2 separate regions of the Homo sapiens genome follow, and region 1 is linked to region 2. The links are chromatin contacts, found by Hi-C or POLR2A ChIA-PET in ENCODE. All regions are on one chromosome and are shown on one strand. The core of a region is the stretch at or near the end of the contact, and the rest is flanking DNA. Distances in the headings are between cores, read along the strand shown. Region 1 has its middle 44 kb from the start of CASC18. Region 2 holds the start of CASC18 (cancer susceptibility 18).

What was found. A loop is a pair of places that touch in the nucleus more often than their neighbours do. ChIA-PET counts read pairs that join two places held with the same protein, here RNA polymerase II (POLR2A). Pooled maps may share reads with other maps.
Region 1: a map of mammary epithelial cell shows a loop between it and region 2 (21-fold over the local background). The contact joins the enhancer-like site here to the promoter of CASC18 in region 2. A Hi-C loop is called at or near these places in 1 of 168 maps with a recorded cell type or tissue (mammary epithelial cell) and 1 of 50 pooled maps. POLR2A ChIA-PET finds 5 or more read pairs at or near these places in 1 of 52 experiments (activated T-cell).

What each region holds. Positions count from the first base shown.
Region 1 is chr12:105,657,850-105,663,293 of GRCh38, reverse strand. No RefSeq gene overlaps it. Among named protein-coding and RNA genes, the nearest start is that of CASC18, 44 kb to the left of the region's middle. Within about 2 kb of position 3,578, at least 5 of the 41 ENCODE cell types and tissues checked have a DNase peak (open chromatin) inside an H3K27ac peak, as active enhancers do; they include mammary epithelial cell, where a contact is called at or near this core.
Region 2 is chr12:105,702,066-105,707,328 of GRCh38, reverse strand. CASC18 (cancer susceptibility 18) reads right to left here and starts at 3,126. Exons shown (of 5, transcript NR_110109.1): 1 at 3,073-3,126. It overlaps LOC105369959 (a long non-coding RNA gene), which reads left to right. Exons shown (of 3, transcript XR_945309.3): 2 at 493-564; 3 at 1,763-2,213.

The sequences.
Region 1 (5,444 bases), core at 2,329-4,828, 44 kb after region 2:
GGAACACAAATACAGATATAAATATGAAACAAACCCAACTCCCAATGATCCTGCCGACAAATAGCAGAAATGGTATCATAATAACTTTTATCAATCAAAGTGTTTCTACATGCATATGACAGAAAACACTAATTCACATTGGCTTTAGTAATTTGAAACCATAGGAGCAAGTACAAAGGTGGGGTAAGTTTCAAGTTGGGGTGATTTTGTGGCTGACAGTATCATGGAGAACCCAGATCCCTTCTATTGCTCCACCCTGCATCTTCACTGTTGGCTGTGTCCTTAGTCTGGGAAGTTACCTACGTCCTCTCTGCCAGTTCCAGATGTAACATCGGGACATGACAATTTCCAGAGGCAAAAATGAGGCTATCTCTTGTTTTCTCCTCATAGAAGAAAGGATACCTTTCCCATAAACCTTCTAGAAAGTCTCTTTTCCCATCTATTGTCCACACCTGGGTGACATTCCCCTCCCTACATCAATCGCTGATAAAATGGTTATGGGACAACTGTGGTGAGGATTTATTCCTGGGGCTATAGATGTGGTCAGTGTTCCCAGAATCATGTGGGAGAGACAGAGACCAAAACATAATTGAGGGTCTGGAAGTCAGCAAAAACAGGGTAGATAGATGGCAAGAAGGCAACCAGCAGTATCTGCTGAAATATTTAACATTAGCCTGGCAATGAATGGTATACAAATCATTTTCATACACGTGATCACTTGAATATAAATTCCATAAGCTCAGGAATTTTTGTATGTTTTCTTCTAGGAAGTATCTCAAATATATAGAAAGTCCCTGGCACATAATAGGTACTCAAGAAATATTTGTTGAATGAATGAAATCCTAGCTGCATCACTGCACCCTCATTTTACAAATGTGGAAACAGAAGTGTGAGAACAGTTATGAGGATCAGCCAGTCACCTAGCCATCAAGTGTGAAAGAACGATTTGAACTTGTATTTGCCAGGCTCCAAATCCAATGCTTATTTGAATCACTTTGGCCTAGCTCTCTTATTTACTAAGAGGTATAGATAAAGTGTTTTGGAATTTCCAAAGACATAGGTATCCATTCTTTTTTTTTTTTTTTTTTTTTTTTTTTTGAGACGGAGTCTCGCTCTGCTGCCGAGGCTAGAGTGCAGTGGCATGATCTCGGCTCACTGCAAGCTCCGCCTCCCAGGTTCACGCCGTTCTTCTGCCTCAGCCTCCTGAGTAGCTGGGACTACAGGCGCCCACCACCACGCCCAGCTAATTTTTTGTATTTTTAGTAGAGACGGGATTTCGCCGTGTTAGCCAGGATGGTCTCAATCTCCTGACCTCATGATCCGCCTGCCTCGGCCTCCCAAAGTGCTGGGATTACAGGCGTGAGCCACTGTGCCCGGCCAGGTATTAATTCTTACTGGGAAAGTTGTTAGGTTGGTGCAAATGTAATTGCGGTTTTTGCCATTAAGAGTAATGGTAAAACCTGCAATTACGTTTCCACCAGCCTAATAGAAGACTTCATGGAGAAGCCATGAGTAATTTCTACATGGAGTTCTAAATGCCCATTCATATGGCTAATAATAAAACAACTCTTCCTAAGTGGGATCAAATCCCAAACTCTAACTTTTAATGTAATGATTACAAGCACATAACCTGTCTATGAGAATAATATAAGCATTTTTCATATTTTTATTTTAAATTTTTGTGTTATTTTTGGCCACTATATTTAATAGAAACTGCTGGATTTCATCAGCTTCTACCTTGATATGTCAATATTTACCTGAGGTTATAATGTGAAATTGGCCTCATCATCTGGAATGGTGTGCCTGGGCCATTTCATTCACGAATACAGTATTCAGCAACTATTTACTGAGCATGCTGTGTGGGCCATGCACTGTTCTAAATGCAAAGACATAGCAGAAAACAACACTGACCAAGCATCTGCTTGTATATTATGACAGGTGGTGATGTGAGCGCTGAATGGGAATGAAGCAGTGGAAAGGGATAGAGCCCCAGATAAGTGAAATGGGGAATCAGAGGAGAGGATGCTTTTTTATACCCAATGATTAGAGACTTACAGCCTTTCAGCTAAGGTGGCATTTAGCAGATCTGAGTGAAGTGAGGGAGTGAACTCAGCAGTCAGTGGGGTGAAGAACATTCCAGAATGAAAGAACAGGAAGCACTAAGTGCCTAAGACAGGAGAATGCTTGATGTGTTTGAGGAAGAATGAGGAGGTCAGTGAGGACAGAAGGGACTAGGGGGTATAATGACAGCAGGAGGTGAGGTGAGAGGCTCCCAAAGCACATGGATGAAGGTTCATAGACCTTGCAGGCAGGTCTGTGGGAGGGGTGGTGGAGGAGTGTACATTCTCCCGCAAAGCTGCTTCACTGAATTCCATCTAGGGGAAGAAACACAGCAGCAAAGGCCATCATGTAATATCCACATACACGAATGAAGTCACCCCCAGCTCAGCACATGAAAGAAGTCATCGGGCATAGTGGTTACAAGGCTGAACTTGGGGTCAGAATGGCCTGCAATGGAACCCAGTTTTCATCATGTACTTGCTATCACAAGCTGGTATGGTCTGAATGTGTTCCCAAATTTCATGTGTTGGAAACTTAATCCCCAGTGCAACAGTATATAAAGGTGAGGCTTTTGCAGAGCTGTTTAGGTCATGGGGGCTCCAACCACATGAATGGATTAATGCTGCCATAAAAAGGGCTTGCGACAGTGGGGTTCTCTCTCCCTTGCTCTTCTGCCATGTGAGGACACAGAGTTCACCCCTTTTTGACCCTTCTATCTTCCACCATGAGATGACACAGCAAGAAAGTCCCCATTAAATGCAGGGGACTTGATCATGGACTTCTCAGCCTCCAGAACTGTGAGAGAATAAGTTTCTGGTCTTTACAAATTATCCAGTCTGTGGTATTCTGTTATAGCAACACCAAATGGACTAAGACACATACTTTATCCCTGGGAAAATTATGTAAACTCTGAGTCTCAAGTTTTTCATCTTAAAATGCAATTGTCATACCTACCTTACCTTGTTGTGAGGACTCAGCAAAATAATGAATGCAAGCAATTAAAATAGTGTCTGGCACTTAGTAATTGTTCAATTAAAGCTCACTGCTGTGTTGCTATTACCATTATTATTACTGTCATTATTTATTTGTATTTATTCGGCATAACAGACACACTCACTAGGTTAGGATCTCCCCAAGCCAGGCTAAATATTCAAAACCAAAAGGAGTCTTCTCAGCAATCTAAACCACTTGCACTTGCAGAAACAGCAGCTATATTCTTTAGTGAAGGTCTGGCAGCTGCACAAGGCAGCTGAGAATCTGGCATCCCTTCATGTCAAAGAGCAGAGACCAGTCTGCCAGAGGCTGGGGTGGAGGGGGAAGAAGAACAAAGCGTCCTCTTTCACAGCCCTTAGATACTGCCTGGGAGGCCACACCTAATAAGGGCTTTCAGGTCTCTCTTTCTCAGCATCCTGAGAGCAGACTGTTTTCCCTACTTGTTCTTCAAGGAGCCAAATATGATTCATCCAGACTGCACACCTGGGCCTGTGGTTTGGGCCATGGCAGAGGGCAAAGGAGGGGAGAGCTGCTGTCAAGCCTGGGATGGATGTGGAAAACCTTGATCTTTGTCAAGAGACACTACAGCCCCAAGGCTACTTGACTGCAAAGTCCTCTTGCCTCCCTACCACAATGATGGGGGAGCCACTAGCTCCAACAAGCTTCATGTGGGGGAGGAAGATGACCATGTCCCTGGAGCAAACAGGGTATCAGGCAGGAGGGAACACAGGATGGGGCAGGTATTACAGACACAAAAGGGCTGGGCTCTGAAGGCCTGCTGTTTGGCAACATGTTGAGGCAACGTGGAGGCACAGAAAGGTGTCTGTGTTACTTCCTCTATGACTGAAATAAATGAAAGCAAATATATTTTGTTGCCATTGCACCATACAGTTTAAAAGCACATTTCTTGGGCAGTCTTTTATTAAAATCTTACTTACTGTGCATCAGACTCCCCAAGTAATTCCCCTACCCTTTCTCCCCAGTGGGGACTACTGTTCCTGCTACATAAAGGCTCAGTCCTTCCCTGGTCTGAAGCCAATCCTGACTCCTGGTGGTTTCCTTTTAATCAATTTTAACAAATATCTGAGACCTCCTGTGTAAGCCAGGCACAGGCCAGGCAGCAGGGATTCAACGGTGCAGAAAATATGAGCCTCTGTTTTCAAATCTTTTATAGTCTATCCTCACTCCTTACAGCTGCACTCCTCCAACCCCACAAACCCACACCTCCACATCCAGTGGGGTGTAATATTAAGCTCCGAGTTCAACTTTAACACTACCACTTGTCAGTCGTGTGACCTTAGGCAGGAAATGTATTCTCTGAGAAACTGTTTTCTCATCTGTGAAGTGGGAATAAGGACTCTTGGCCTGCCTACCTCAGCATGGTTGTGATGGATCCTTGGAGACAACAATCACCAAATACTTTAAAAAGAAATGGAACATTATACGAAAGCCAGATACTAAAAAGGGCTTGCAATTCCTCAGGTGGCATGAATAGCAAACACGTGGAGGCTTCAGGCACAACAGGATGCCCTCTCCATCAGAAGGCACCAATGTGAAGGCTCTAGAAGCCCACAGGATCCTTCTCAGCTTCATTCCAAAGTTAAAATTAAATTCTCTGGCCACACTCGGTGGACTAAAAGACCATCCAGAACAAAAGCTAGTAGCCCCAAACACCCACAAGGCTTCCTTCCTGGCTCTCCTCAAGTGGCTTGTTTTTACTGGAACTCAGTTTCCTCTTCCTGCCTGGAAAACTTTGTTTATAGAAATTAGCTCTTAAAGGAAAGCAAAAAAGAAACTTTTTTCCACAAACCAATCTTGGATTTTCACCAGGTTGCAGTTCTAACCTTAACTAAAATAGACTGTGACCGAACATTTGTGCTTGGGGGACTCCATTCCCCATTTATCTCCCCAGGAGATAACACGCTTCACGATTATCAGCAAAAAGCAAGCTGCATGGATGCCTCCACAGGAAAAAAAAAATAGACAAAAAATTATTTTTGGAACTCCATCCTCACTACACTTACCTTTTACTACTGAGTTCCCCCAGGCTATTTTCTGCCATCTTATCCTTGTCTAGCAATTTGGAGATCTCTCCATTGCTTCTGCTCATCCAAATCAAATATTCCTTCAGTCCTTACCCTTTTACCTCAAACTGACCCATCCCTACCTTACGATCCTCAAAATAGATCCTCAACCTTTAATTTCCTCACCTGTCATATGGGGATAGCAAAAGCAGCACTAGCCTGTACTGCCAGAGCACCATTTGCCACATACTAATTCATTTCATCCTTGAAAGGAGGGGCAGCTATGCCTATCTTCGTTTTACAGATGAAGACACCGAGTTACATGCACATGGAGCAGGAGAAACTCTAATTCATTGCTGGTGAAAA
Region 2 (5,263 bases), core at 1,877-4,376:
CAAAACAAAACAAAAAAAAACCTTGTGGCTTTGTCCTTACTAGGCAACAATTTCATCACACTTTGTCATTTAGTAAGTATAAAACAGCCAGCCAACTTCTAAGGACAGAAATACACATCCCCGGTCTAATTCTTGCCTCTAGCCTTTCAAAGCTCAAGGCCTGGCTTTGGGGCAAGAGGGTCCACGTGTATATGTGTGTGTGCACGTGTGTGCATGTGTGTGGGTGTGTGTGGCAGGGGATAGAAAGCCCATCACATGTACCTGGAACACAGCTTTGATCCACATCTTTCTCAGCCCAGTAAAAAACTTGTAGCCACTAAAGCATCTGAGCACTGAAGCATCTTAACCACTAAAGCATGTGGGGCATTGTCATCTGACCCCACTGCCATAGGCCCCTTTTTACAGATGGCTGAATACTTTCTCAATGAGGCCATTGCACTTGCCCTGAGGGGGAGGACCTCTCATCACTCACCTGCTGCCATTCTTTTCCAGGGCCCAGAACAATCCCAGGGGCCTTAACTACAGACTCTAATTGGGCGCATCAGCATCACGAGTAGGACTCAAGTAAGAAAGGGGCATATTTATGTTTCTTATCGTGCGTCTACAGGGAGGGGCTGAAAAGGACTCAAAAGCCTATGAAAACTTGTATTGCAGATGGGGAGGAGGGATGAGGGTAGAAACAAAAAATAATATACAGCACTTTATCCAACCATTTTATAACAAGTTGAAATCAGGCTCCTTCCAGATTGAAATGGATCCTCCAGTCCCATAATTAAATTGGGAAAATGAAGCCATTTCATGCCTTTGGCTCCCTTTGATCATTGTTATTTCTGTGACTAATGTGTAACTGGAGCTGCTTTTTCTGGGGCATGAGCCTCGCCTGGGCAGCTGCTAGGAGAGTGTGGCCTGGTCTCCTGTTGTCAGCGCAAGCTGACGGCAAGGCCAGGGCTCAGCAAGGTCAGGTTAGTCTCAGCCAAAGTGGACTGGAAGAGATGCACCTGCGCTGACAAGCAGCTATCTGTTCCCATTTGCCTCTGACTGCATTTCTCCAGGGCCTCCCTTGTCCTGGAGAACTCTTGGGTGGGAACTGGTGTTTTTTCCCTTGAAAGGAAGAGATAGAGGACATTTCAAGAGATAGGAGCAGAACATTGCCTCTCAAATTGTAAAGAAGGTGACTTCTGAAGCTCATCATTTTAATTTTCCCTCCCCTTTGTCCCTCATCAACTTCTATTCCTGCATCCTCCCTAACCCCTCCATGCGTGCATCACACACACACATACACACACACATACACTCACACTCACACGCTGGGCACAGCAGGCATGCAAGCACAGTTGGGAATTCTGTGAGTCCTTCTAGACTAAGGAAACTCAAACTAAAAAGTAAAATCTATTAATAACAACTCCCTCCTCCCCATTTACTACGGAATTTGCTCTTGCGGATTCTCTAGAGCGCCCTCATGTGACGCCCTGTTGTAATAGCATTCAAGACTTTGGAAGGATATAAGGATCTGTTGAAACACTGTATCACCACAATTCAAAGTATCACTTTTCCGGATGAATAACGCCTAGTATTTGATAGCACAAAACGAGGACTGTAGTCAATAATAATTTAATTGTACATTTTTTTAAATGCCCAAATTATTTAAATTTCAGAAAGAGATGGGCCCTTCAGGGAGAGGAAGGCTCGGCTGTCTTAATCTCTGGGAGCCCTGTAGAAGAATGAGAAGACAAACAGCTGACTTTTTTCTAATTTTTAACAGCTACTTGTGGACCAAGGTGACACTTAGGAATCCCAAGAAGCTCCAGCCATAAAGGGAGTCGGTATCCTTCCTCCAATTGTAAACCCCAGCACTCCCACTGAACACACTGGCCATGCCAAAAGTTCACACATCGGCCACGCAAAGAGCTCAAAGAGATCCATTCAGTACCTGGGAAGGCACGATCACTACGGGGAGAATCAGAAACCACGCGATCGCCAGGTGGCCTTCAAAGAAGCCTCCTCCCAGAAGGTCCAGAATCCCATCCAGAGACATTTCTGTCACTCTTCTCAAGCCACCTCATCATCTCTCTCTGCAGTTGAACTGCTGATGTTTCTGAGATTGTGGGTTTGTTCAAAATGAAGCTTGGCAGAATCATAATTTATAGGCTAATATTTTGTAAGTAGAGACAATTCATGACTTAGAATCTTATGAATAAATTGCTCCTGTTTTATTGCTCTGTGTGTGTGTGTGTGTGGGTGTGGGTGTGGGTGTGGGTGTGTGTGCATATAACTTTTCTTTTTCCACGTTTACCTCTTGAGTGGGCCCATTAAACTGAGAAGTACTGCGTGAGGTCTTGAGATAGCACAAGCCTTCGCCACCCCTGTAAAGGTGTGACGTGTGTCTAGGCAAAACCCTGGCAGGTCTCCAGGCGGTCCTTCTGAGTTAGGGCTCTGAACACTCTCTCTTAAAGCCCTGAGCTATGAACACAGCTTTGAACGGGACAGAGAAAGACCAAGTCAGAGGGGGAGCAGCTGTGTCTTTCTCCTCTCTGCTTCATTATAGACAAAATTGACCTCTGGGCCAAGTCTCATTAACTAATTGAAGAGTTCATAGTCACACAGTGTTTCTCAAAACGAGATTCAGAGAACACGAGCATCAGAAACACCTGAAGTGTTTGTTGGAATTGCAGCTACCTGGGCCCCATTTGGTGCCTGTTGAATCAGAATCTGTGGTATAAGAACCTAAGATCTGCATTTCCAATACACTTATAAGTTGAGTGTCAAGCACAGTAAAGTTTGGGCAGCCCGTCCCTTAATCTTTTCACATCCCGTCAGATTACAGATTTATATTTTAACAAAAGCCTTTATTTCCATAAGCCAACAGGGGAACTTCAGATACTGCTGTGGGGCAGCAGGGGAGATGTTGTTAAGCAAAGGGAGAAGGGCTTCCAGCGCCTCTTGATTTTTTCTGCAGAGGTAGCTGCACATGCAGCTGGTCAGAGTTTACCTTCTATGTCCTACCCCTGTGAATGCACCCCAGAGCTGGAGCACGCATTGAGGTCAGGGGGGCGCCTACCTGGAAGGACCTACCTGGAAACTGGATATCCAGTGAGGAGAGGAGAAGGGGCTGTCAGAAAATCAGCTCACCTCTAGACGGCGGCAACTCAGATAAGAGGAGCTTGTACTTCCGGTCTCTCCTCCCTCATCCCTTTCTGGTTGGGAAATTTTGTTCAAGCTACCGCTGTATGCTTCTGTTTTCTCTGAAGAAAATGGAGACTAATATTTATGCCTGCCTCAATAAATACATTTTTATTATAATTAATTTTGAAAGGTCCTGAGATTGGTAGGAAGATCACGTCCTCAGAGGCAGGTGTTGTGAACAGTGGATATGAAGTTGCATGGAAAATCTTCCACATGCTCAGTCCATCCCCAAGGGAAAAGGAATGTCTGGTGGGAAGTGAAGAGCTCTGAGCCCCTGCCTTCTCTGCTGCAGCACCCACCATCTTCCTCTTCTATTCCAGCCATGCGAGGCTTTTTTCTATTCCTTGAACCCAACAAACATTGCTCGTCTTCAGCCAGGATTGGGAAGCACTGCTCAATCCACTGCTGTATATAAATCTAGCTCACGGGTTGGGACTTTTCAGGCAGGGAAAGGCTCATTAGGAAACTGAGGCTGATTTTGGATGTTTCCAGGTCAGGAAGGTTGTATGTGTAGGTTTTCTTCTGCATTGGGCACAGAACATTGGATGGTCATTCTCATTCCCATCTTTGGCAAGGGCTGGGATGAAGTATGTGCTGGTGGTTCCTGAGCTGCCTAGCAGAGACGTGGGCTTGGGGAGGAGGACATTTTCTTTCCAGCAGGTGCTCGAGAGGACTCAAAGAGGTGATGAATGGAGCAAACAGAGCCTGGACTCCATCCAGGTAGACAGGGCTTATACCCAAATCTGTCACTTACTAGTTGTATGATCTTGGTTAAGCCTTAGTTTCCTCCTCTATAAAATGACTCTAAATAGTAACACCTACCTCAGAGTTGTTATGAAGATTAACAGACATAAGGTGTGTAAACCAATTACACTGTGTCTAGTACACATGACTGCCCTGTTCATACTAACTATGGTGATTTGATGTTTGGGAGCCACGCTTTTTAGTCTTTAAGGTCTGTGTAATCTCGCTGTCTTGTTTTATTTTATATTTCCCCATTTATTCTCTATTCTCGCTCCTGTTTCCTCCCATTTCCCTCTCCTGTCTTCCTTCCTGGGATTTCTTATATGTCCTTAGATTATCTCCAAAAAACACAGAACTTGGTTTTGTGTGTATATTAAAGTTTAATATCCTTAAGTAGTAACGTGCTATAAATCGTTTACCACCTTTTGCACTCAACACTAAGATTTTTAGAGGTATCCATATTATGGTTTGCCAGTGGTTCTCAACTTCACTATGAAACAGAATCACTTGGGAGCTTTTGAAAAATTTCAATACCTGGACCTCCATTCCAGTTATTCTGATTTAATTTGTCTAGGGTGCGGGCCAAGCCTCAGGTCATTCTAAAGTGCAGCCAGGATTGAGAAGCACTGCTCAATCCACTGCTGTATATAAATCTAGCTCACAGGTTGGGACTTCTCAGGCAGGGAAAAGCCCGGGGTTCACCTTTTTCTGCCTCACCAAGTCTCTGCAGTAAAATCAGGTGATGACGACCCTAAGGACAGCGTTAAAAGGAAAAAGAAGAGAGGAGAAGGCAACTTGCAGCCTAAGGCATATGTAAGAAAGAGCAGAAATCAGAACTCCTACTCTGCCCTATTTGTCAGAGTCATGTTATTGATTCATCTGTTCGTCCATTTAATCACCCAGGATTTACTGAGCTCCTCAGACATTCTGCTAGGTGCAGGGAATACAGCAGTGAACAGGGTAGACAGTCTCAACACTCAGTGGCTTTCATACCTGTTAAAATAAAGCTTCTCAGGCCTCATGTCGAGAGCTTCTGACCCAGTAGGTACAGGGCTTGGCTCAGGAGTCTACATCTTGAAAAAGTGCAGCAGGTGATACCAATGCCTATGATCCTGGGAATCTTTTGTAGAAAATTGGTCTAGCCAATTTATGAGTCAGGTTGTTTTTAAGCATGCTTGATAAATTTAGCCCATTTCTCCCTTTTAGAATTTTTTTTGAAACAGCAGAACCCCTATTTACTATGTGTCTTCAGCAGCAACTACAGCCTTAGAACTCTCTTCCTCTGACTAGACATTCCTATACATGATACCACCAACAATTAATTCATTGTTGCTGG